Regions from separate parts of the Homo sapiens genome. Here region 1 is linked to region 2. A link is a contact called in ENCODE Hi-C or POLR2A ChIA-PET data. All regions are on one chromosome and are shown on one strand. The core of a region is the stretch at or near the end of the contact, and the rest is flanking DNA. Distances in the headings are between cores, read along the strand shown.

Region 1 (5,016 bases), core at 139-2,638, 99 kb before region 2:
AGATTAAATCATATATATAGTGCTCATCATAATCCTAGTTCATAGTAAGCTCTTAATAATTACAGATTATTACAATTACTGTAACTGTAAAACCCATGCAAATTTATGAATATCAAGATTGTTCACCTGGGCTTGGAGGCCCATGCCTGCAATCCTAGCACTTTGGCAGGAGGATTGCTTGAGCCCAGGATTTCAAGACCAGCCTAGGGAACTTGGCAAGACCCCATCTCTACAAAACATTTTTAAAAATTAGCCAGGTGTGGTGGCTGTAGTCCCAGCTACTCAAGAGGCTGAGGTGGGAGGATCAATTAAGCCCAGGTGATTTGAGTCTGCCGTGAGCTGTATTTACACCACTGCACTCCAGCCTGGGTGCCAGAGCAAGACCGTGTCTCAAAAGAGGCCGAGCATGGTGGCTCACGCCTGTAATCCCAGCACTTTGGGAGGCCGAGGTGGGCAGATCACGAGGTCAGGAGATCGAGACCATCCTGGCTAACATGGTGAAATCCCGTCTCTACTAAAAGTACAAAAAAAATTAGCTGGGCATGGTGGCAGGCTCCTGTAGTCCCAGCTACTTGGGAGGCTGAGGAAGGAAAATGGCGTGAACCCGGGAGGCAAAGCTTGCAGTAAACCGAGATCACGCCACTGCACTCCAGCCTGGGTGACAGAGCGACACTCTGTCTCAAAAATAAATAAATAAAAACAAAAGAAAGTTTTTTTAAAAACAAAAATAAGAAATATTAATTTATTTCTGTCCCTCAGTATTTGCATTTTAACAATGGGTTTTTCAAAAAAGCAAAATCATCCATGTAAGAACTACTCGTTACTCTGAGATTATGTTCTTCCTGAGTTTTGGTGGTTGAAATATTCTTTCTTTAATGAAATGCTACTGGGTACTTAATGCTATCACTAGACAAAATAAAAAGCAATCAACTCTAAGTCAGTTGCCACAAATAGAAAATTTTACCAGTCTGTGGAATACAAATGTCTTGGAGCCACTGGAGTCATGGCAAGGTGGAAAAGAAATGTTGGGTCACATTTCATCTTGTATCATCCTCCAAATACCATTACAATTTGGAACATTCTCTTAGCCTTGAATTAGGAGTTGGGAAGAAAAAGGAATGAGAGGATATCAATTCCTCAACGTGTCTTTCCTTTGCATTAGAGGTCTATTTTCAAACAAGTTTTACATTAAGTTATTGTCTCTCAGCTACCCTTCTCTATACACTTATGCAATTCAGGCCTGGGACTCAAAACATCATTTTTAGCTTTGCCAGCTGCTCCAGTTAGGCTCTGTCACTAGAGGGTGTTACAGAGGGAGACAGCCAGGCTGGAGGAGAGAGAAAGGACAGGTTCCTTTCAGTTTGTTCCCTATAGGCTTGTCAGCTTGTGGTTTCTGTAAGATCACTCCAGGAGTGCTTCTTCACCCATGCCGTTCCATAGCAGCAGCTGATTCCAATTTGCAGTTTTTGCAACTTTCGCAAAAACAGCTTCATCATGCCCCCACCTCATAGACACAAGTGAGCTATAAATAGTGCCCTGTCCTCAAAGGTTTCAGTGGCAGGCCCACAGGGCTGCTTATCCCAGCTCACAGCCAGCACAAGTTGTGGGGCCCTTTCTCAAAGTTTCTAACTTCTAATAAATCCAAGCACTTCCCTCTGCTATCCCCAGCCCCAGGAGTGGTAGCTGCTTCCTGCAGTTGCTATCTCCATGTTACTTTCATTGTTGTTTTTTTGTTTGTTTGTTTGTTAATTTAATCCTTTCAGTTACCTAGTTACCAACCATTCCTTAAAGTCTCTATGTTCAAGTAACTGGTGTAGCTTCTGTTTCCTGCTTGCACTCTGATAGAGTATATATAAATCTATTTTCAAGAAAGCTTTAATTTTTTCAAATTTGTATACTAAAGGGTTTATTTTAAGGCTTAAACAATAATTGTAGGGAAGTCTTCTAGACTACTCCAAAATAACCAATTAAAAAAATACAGCAACTTCCAGGGAACACTCAATTTATTTTGAAAATAACATTTTCAAAGTTATTCTTTGGGTGTTGAAAAGCAAATAAGTCCTATCCAACCCAAAAGAAACCTACTAGTTATTTTCCTCCAGGAAGAGAGAGAGAGAGAGAAGTTAATTTTTATTTGTATAAATTTAGGGAGTACAAGTACAATTTTGTTACATGGATATATTGAGTGGTGGTAAAGCCTGAATTTTTAGTGTATTCACTGCTAGAATAATATACATTTTACTCACTAAGTAATTTCTTACCCTATGCTTTCTTCCCACGTTCGGAATCTCCAATGTCTATCATTCCACACTGTATGTCCATGTGTACACGTTATTTATCTATTACTTAAAATTTTCTTTCTGCTTATCAGGAAGTATATTTTAAGCTGAAACATATAGGCACCAGCCTGATAAAATTTGGAGGGATGTTCATGTACACTAAAGTGTGTTTAGTCCAGAGAATTTTCTCTGCCCCAGAATTTACACACTTCATTCTCTGCTATGTTCTTATCATCACAAAGCATTTCTCTATTATTCAGTAGGCAGAAAAGTTCACACCAATGATGATCAAAGGCAGGAAATGGAGGCATAAAGGGCTAGGGCTAAAAACCAACTTTTATGAAGTACTTGCTCTGTTCCAGGTGCTATCTCATGTATCTTTTCTAGCAACCCAACATTGTAGGGATTGATATTCCCATCTCACAGATGAGCACAGTGGGACTTACAGGGATTAAATAACTTGTTCTGGGGTGTGGAATAAGCGTCAGAGCAGAGCCAGGATTCAAAACCAGCCCTGATACCTTCAAATTTTCTTATCTTTTTGATTTTTTATTTATTTTATTTTTTTTTAGAAAACACTACCTTGCATCCATAGGACCCATGAGCATAAAGGAAGGACATATGACTGCTTGCCTGTCAATTCTGGGAATGAAGTGAAATGCTGTGAACAGTTACATATTTGCTGCCTGTATTAGTCAGGGTTCTCTAGAGGGACAGAACTAATGGAATATATATATATATATATATATATAAAGGGGAGTTTATTAAGTATTAACTCATGCAGTCACAAGGTCCAACAATAGGCCATCTGTAGGCTGAGGAGAAAGGAGAGCCAGTCCCAGTTCCAAATCTGAAGAACTTGGAGTCTGATGTTTGAGGGCAGGAAGCATCCAGCATGGGAGAAAGATATAGCCTTGGGGGAGCTAGGTCAGTTTCTCTTTCCATATTTTTCTGCCTGCTTATATTCTAGCCACGCTGGCAGCTGATTAGATGGTGCCCACCCAGATTAAGGGTGGGTCTGCCTTTCCCAGCCCACCGACACAAACGTTAATCTCCTTTGGCAAAACCCTCACAGACACACTCAGGATCAATACTTTGTATCCTTCAATCCATTCAAGTTGACACTCAGTATTAACTACAACAGGCCCACACCTTGTCAACTTGAACCCTTACACATCTCCTGAGATCATACATAATCTTCAAATAAAGACAATAATAAAGTCATAATTATGCCTAACATAATACAACTATCCTTCATACAACCAGAAACACCCCAATCCCCAAACCAAATACTATTACATAAAGTTAATACTTAAATGCTGATGTGAAGTCAATAAATCTATGTCACATGATGAAGGAGAAAGGAAATAAAATGAATTTTTTTTTAGTACAAATGTATACTTGCACAAACATGTTTTTAACAAAAGAAGGAGGAAATACTCATGACAATTACAGTCCTCGTTTCTGCAGCTGGTCACGTGGTCATAGCTGATATTGATGACTACCTTCTTCTACTACCCATTCTGTATTCCCTTTGCCTTCAGCAAGCACCTCAACAGGTTGTGTTTTTTTTTACCTGGTGGAGTGACTCAAACCTTCATTCCTGAAGGGTCTGGATCATTTGTAGTCCTGCCTGGGTTAGGCTGTTGTAATTTCCCATGCTGTGTGGAATACCATGACAGTGGATAAGGCATTCCGTGAGTTCACAGATGATAGTCTTGGCAGAAGCATTGCATGCAGAATAGGCAAACCCATATCTAGAGTAAGTGTCTATTCCAGTGATGACAAACCTCTGCCCTTTCCATGATGGAAGACCTTAATCACAGGGAATGGTAATACTAAGAGATGCCCTAATGATCTCCTGTATTTCATGCATACTCTTCCTTACCTCCATTGTGAAGTAGGAGACTGATTTCATCTTGATAGCCTGGGTCAATCATCCCAGCCAACACTATAACTCCCTTCTTAGCCTGTTGACTTAAAGGTAGGAGGAGTCCAAAGTGTCCAGGTGGCAATCTTAACTTCCAGTTTAATGGAATCATTGTTTTGTCTCCTGGTGGCAGAGTTTCTCCCTCTGGAACTAAGACCTCTAGGCCAGCAGAACGTAATGTTGTGGGAACAGAAAGCTAAAATGTTGCTAGTGACTCACTAAGGGTGATCGTGAGTGGTGTCACACTTCCACACCTTGATTCCTGGACCCGTGAATCCTGGCTATGGGAGAAACAGTACCATATATTGGGCATTGATTCAGAGGATACACAGCCTTTTGGAGAACTTTGCCCTAGCCCTGCAAAGTATTGTCACCTAGTTGGCCTTGTAATTGTGACTTCAAAAGGCTTTCCCACCATTCTATCAATCCAGCTGCTTCAGGATGATGGGGAACATGGTAGGATTAGTGACTTCCATGAGCATGAGACCACTGCTGCACTTCTTTAGCCAAAAAGTGAGTGCCTTGGTCAGAGGCAATGCTATGTGGAATACCATGATGGTGGATAAGGCATTCCATGAGTCCACGGATGGTAGTCTCAGCAGAAGCATTGCATGCAAGATAGGAAATCCTATATCCAGAGTAAGTGTCTATGTCAGTGAGGACAAACCTTTGTCCTTTCCATGATGTAAGAGGTCCAATATAATCAACCTGCCACCAGGTAGCTGGCTGATCACCCCAAGGAATGGTGCCATATCGAGGGCTCGGTGTTGGTCTCTGCTGCTGGCAAATTGGGCACTCAATAGTGGC
Region 2 (4,833 bases), core at 166-2,665:
AAGAGGAGTAGAGGATGTTTGCTTGGGTACGTTGGGCTTCAGATTCCTGGGCTTTGTCGAAAGAAAGGAGGAATGTCTAGTCAGACACACGTTTTGGTTGCCAGGTGCTGAAGTAAGACTGATCCCTGCATTTTTCTTTCTGTGAGCTGAGGTTCTGTGGACTCTTCAGAGTCCACAGACTCTTCTCTGAGGGGAGAGAACCCTGTAAATGCGTTATATATTACAAATGTCTGATGAGAGGAGACCTCGAATACTAGATAAAAGGTATGTGTGGAGGACAGTGTGAATACCCTAACAGAGCGTTCCCGCTTCACTATTTTACTTAAGAGTGATACTTAACTTACTGGACAAAAACAGCTTTGAGGTTAAAAAAAAATTTTATCACTGCTTTAAAGTTCACATTAATGAGAAGTAAACAATTGCAAGAGTCAGAGTATCCTAATCATTTAGTTATACACATTTTACTTTTAAAATGCATGATTTCTGTAATTTTGTTTTTGTGTTTAGGTAATTCTAGGTTTTAACGAGGGTTCTGTGTACCTAGAAAAAATAATATGTGCGTCTTTCAAATAGAACATGAGGAAATAGTAGTATTTGCTTTATGGAACCATGAATTCCTACCTCCCAACTAATTTTAAGTAACATGTAAACCAATGTGAATGATGAGTCCACTTTTTAGTCATTAAACAGTAATTGTAAAATGTAGTGAGATTATCAGCCCATGCAAACAACTGTTTAATGCTGTACAACTCAGACATGAACTATTTTGACTGTTTTCAGTCCCAAGAATTTGTTTAAATGAGGTTCCATTCTCTTTATTCTTAACAGATCTCAAGAATCGGGAGGGTGGAAATTTGTAACTGAAAACATGGAATTAGTTCCAAAATATGAATTGATGTTAAGAGCTGGGGTTCTAAAAATCACTTCCTTTTCTTCTGCATGTGAACGTATGGTCGAGTCCTTAAACTTTCTTTCTAAACTTCTCAAAATTCTGGTTATATATAGAAGACCCGCAGTCACAAGGGAGAAAGGGTGGGAACAGAATGTAAATTTTATAGTAGAGAAGATTTACATTTTGCGCTTTCTCACTATTCATTTGCCATTAACAAAGGTTATCTAGCAACTTTAATTTTAGTTTGGGGGGCTAACACGGGTCTTGCAAAAGAAGTTTCCTCTTGAAGCACTTGCTTTAAAAAAAGCCTTTTGGCCACCTTCCCAGGCGGTAGCGAATTAAGCTGCGCAGGCGCCTTGCTTCCCCCTCCATCAACATGTTCGATTGGCCTACGATTGATTACATCATTGGTCCGCGCAACCCTAGCAGGCTTCTGGGCCTGTAGCTGAGCCGAAGCTCTTCCTTTTGCGTAGCGGGGCGGGGCACGATGGTGGCGGGGGGGGAGGGGGGAATTGTTCTACTACGCATGCGCACCGGGGATGGCGACAGGGCCTCTTTCTTTGCTTCTCTCCACAGCTCTTCCCAGCCGGGGGGCTGAGTGCCCTCCCCCTTCTCTCCCTGCCCCTCCCCTTTCTCCCCCCTCACCGCCCAGCGGGGCTTCTAACTGACAGTTGTCGCCGGGCCCCGTCCGTGCACCGCCTCCTTCTGCCCGTGTCCCCCGCAGGTAGAGGGGGGCGGGAGGGGGTGTGAGGGAGAGGAGGAGCCGGAGCCGCCGCTGCGGCCCCCTCCGGGGAGGGGAGAGGAGAACCCCCTTCCTCCTCGCCCCCTCCCAGCCCCCCGCTGGCCCGGGAGGGGGTGGGGCGCCGAGGCCGCGGCGACCCGGCAGGGCCTGGCCGGTGAAGAGCAGGCGGGCGGGGTGCGGAGGGGTGAGGCCGGCGAGGGCCGTGCGCGCGCCGCCGCCGGGGGGGAGGGGAGAGGAGGGCACCTAGGCTCTCCTCTTCTCTCCCCCCTCCTCGCGCGCCATGTAACCCCGCCCCGCCGGCGGTGAGCTCAAGACCCCCGCGCGCACCGAGCCGAGCCGGCGGCTGAGGAGAGCCAGGCCCGATGTGGCGGGGGCTACGCGCCGCGGCCGAGCCGTGAGGAAGCGGCTCGCGCTCACGCGTCCCCCAGCACCTCGAGCGGCTGTTCCACACCGCCCAGCCTAGGCCTGCCGGGGCATGAGTGTGCCCGGGACGCCGGGAGCGATGGAGCCGGCTGGGGAGGAAGAGCGGCCGCCACCGGCGGCCGAAGGAGAGGACGACGAGGAGGAGGTGGCAGCGGCGGCCCAGACCTCAGGGCCGGCCCACGGAAGGAGTGCCTCCTCGCTGGAGGACGCGGACGATCAGGAGGAAGAGATGGAGGCGATGGTGATCGGAGGCGGTTGCTGCAAGGAGCAGGAGCTGACCTACGAGCTACAGCAGGGCTACCGCATCCTGGGCGAGTTCCTGCAGGAGAAGCACCGGGGCCTCACCGCCCCCTTTCTGCAGCCCTTGGGGGGCGTTGCCACCGCGGAGGAGGAGGTGGCGGAAGGGCCGCGCAGCGGGGGCCGGGGCGGTCGCGCCTTCCCGCAGCAGCCCGGACAGGGCATGTGTCTGCTGCAGATGGAAGAGAAGTTCGCCAGCGGCCAGTACGGGGGCATCACCGAGTTCGTGGCGGACTTCAGGTTGATGCTGGAGACGTGCTACCGCCTGCACGGAGTGGACCACTGGATCTCCAAACAGGGCCAGAAGCTGGAGATGATGCTGGAGCAGAAGTTAGCGCTTCTCTCTCGGTAAGCGAGCCCGGTCCCCGGTGGGACTGACAGACTGACACAAACACACACTCACACGTGCCCGAGGATGGGCTGGGCCAGGGGCCTGGGGGCGGCGCTGATAGGTGCTGAGTCGGTGCTGGAGAAGCCCGGGAGGAGGAGCGGCGCTGGGCGGGGACCGGAGGGGTGTGGTGGGTGTGGGCCGAACCCGGCTTGCGCGTAGACTGAGAAGGAAACCCGAGTCTGCAGCGCTGAAGAGCTGGGTATAGTTTGCAGATGTAAAATGGAATGGGTCCCGTAGGAAGAATTGCACGTGTAGGCAGAGGAACAGTTTTTGTGGGATGGAAGTTGGACCTGCAACTTTTAGACAGTTTTAGCATGACATTTAAAACAGCGTTTAGGATGAAATATCTCTAGAAAAATAATTTTGGCTTATGTAAAAAGGTGTCTTAAACCATTAAAAAATAATTTTATCATTTACTACCCATGTCGGTCATCGAAGATTTATGGAGTGTTACTAAATGGTTAATGGTTACTTTTGCATACTACTGATCTTTTCTCTCCGTTTCATCTGAGGACACCCAATTTTTGCAATAATAGGGAATGCATCAACACACATTTTTTAAAGTTTATACATTTATGTTTATTCTACCAGAAATCATAGGCAAGTCAGATGATACTGTGCTCTTGGTATCCGCCACCCATATATCCAATTATTTAACACAAGAGGAGGATACTAAAATGAATGTATTGTTTTATAATAATTGTATAGTCTGTGTCAGCCAAGTTAATTTCTAAAGTTTAAATTTTTCGGGAGTGGAAAAATTCAATGTTTTTGGTATTGGTAGTTGAAGTGGAATAGTAGTTTGACTGTTTACTATTAGAGTGAATTTAAGTTGAGCAAGTCACTTAACCTTTTTGGCCTCAGTTTCCTCATCTATCAAGCGGGGATAATAATAGTACTTCTCTCATAGAGTTGCTTTGAGGATTTAATGAGTTAATAAATGTGAAATCAACAGTGCTGCTCCCATAGTTAGCCAAGTATAAGTGTTAGCCATTTTAATGTAAGTAGTAGCAGTCGTTGAATAATATGAGTGTATACTTCATATCTGAAACGGCATTATACTTGTGCTCTTACAGAATAGCTCCTAGAAATTGTGTTAATTTTTTGGTTCTTGATTTGTCACTGTAATTTAAAAGTAACCTTTGTCATTGGCTTCCCATATGCCATTTTCAAGACTAACGGTGATTTTTTTCACCAAAAACAGTTAACATAGTGCCTGTCTTCGTTAAGTGAGCTCTCTTTAAGGAACCTCTTCTTGAATCCTTTCATAGAGTAGGATTATTTAGTAATAGAATAATTATTCACATATTTGCTTTGTAAATTACTTTTAATACTTTAGTAATTTTGTATTTCTGTAGTGTGTTTGTTACCCTTGTCTCCACAGTGCATTATTGCTGTGACTCACATAAAAAACAATCCATTCACGTTATTATTTTGAAGTTATGAAGTATCCTCCTGATTGATGTCACAAGATTTTAGACCTGGAAGAACCTTAGAGTTCATCTAATCTATCAGATGTGGGAATAATGATTTAGAATGAGGCAAGAGAATGACTGAATGAAAGTGCTAAGAGATAGCATATGGGTTTGAATTACTGGTGTTTTCAAAAGCTCTGTGTGTAATAAACATTTATTTATTTATTTTATTTTCTCTGAGTCTCCCTCTGTAGCCCAGGCTGGAGTCCAGTGGCGTGATCTCAGCTCACTGCAACCTCCGCCTCCCGGGTTCAAGCGATACTCGTGCCTCAGCGTCCCGAGTAGCTGGGGTTAGTTGTCACCGCGCCCGGCTAATCTTCGTATTTTTGGTAGAGATGGGGTTTCGCCATGTTGGCCAGGCTGGTCTCAAGCTCCTGACCTCAGGTGATCCGCCCGCCTCGGCCTCCCAAAGTGCTGGGATTACAGGCCCTAGCCACCGCGCCCGGCCTATAATAAACATTTCTTAGTCTTAAAAAAGAGCAGACTAAGAAACTACATAAAGGTAAATTTCTAAATGCTTAGAATCATCATTCTCAGTCGTTAATGCTCAGAATACTTATATTCCCATGTGATCTAATAGTATCCATATTTAGAAATTAAACTTACAACATTG

The links. Hi-C counts contacts between places; a loop is a spot of excess contacts on that map. ChIA-PET counts read pairs that join two places held with the same protein, here RNA polymerase II (POLR2A). Pooled maps may share reads with other maps.
Region 1: a pooled map shows a loop between it and region 2 (2.3-fold over the local background). The contact joins the enhancer-like site here to the promoter of BRD10 in region 2. A Hi-C loop is called at or near these places in 1 of 50 pooled maps. POLR2A ChIA-PET finds 5 or more read pairs at or near these places in 2 of 52 experiments (WTC11 and activated T-cell).

What each region holds. Positions count from the first base shown.
Region 1 is chr9:6,103,508-6,108,523 of GRCh38, reverse strand. No RefSeq gene overlaps it. Among named protein-coding and RNA genes, the nearest start is that of RANBP6, 90 kb to the right of the region's middle. RefSeq lists enhancers at 1,013-1,513, 1,716-1,765, 1,514-2,014. Within about 2 kb of position 1,388, at least 10 of the 41 ENCODE cell types and tissues checked have a DNase peak (open chromatin) inside an H3K27ac peak, as active enhancers do.
Region 2 is chr9:6,005,064-6,009,896 of GRCh38, reverse strand. BRD10 (bromodomain containing 10) reads left to right here and starts at 1,415. Exons shown (of 8, transcript NM_001017969.3): 1 at 1,415-2,702. The coding sequence starts at 2,110. MIR4665 (microRNA 4665) reads right to left here and starts at 2,071; the gene lies at 1,993-2,071. RefSeq lists silencers at 1,348-1,867, 1,918-2,147, 2,338-2,497, 2,888-2,947 and enhancers at 1,385-1,884, 1,885-2,386, 2,518-2,747.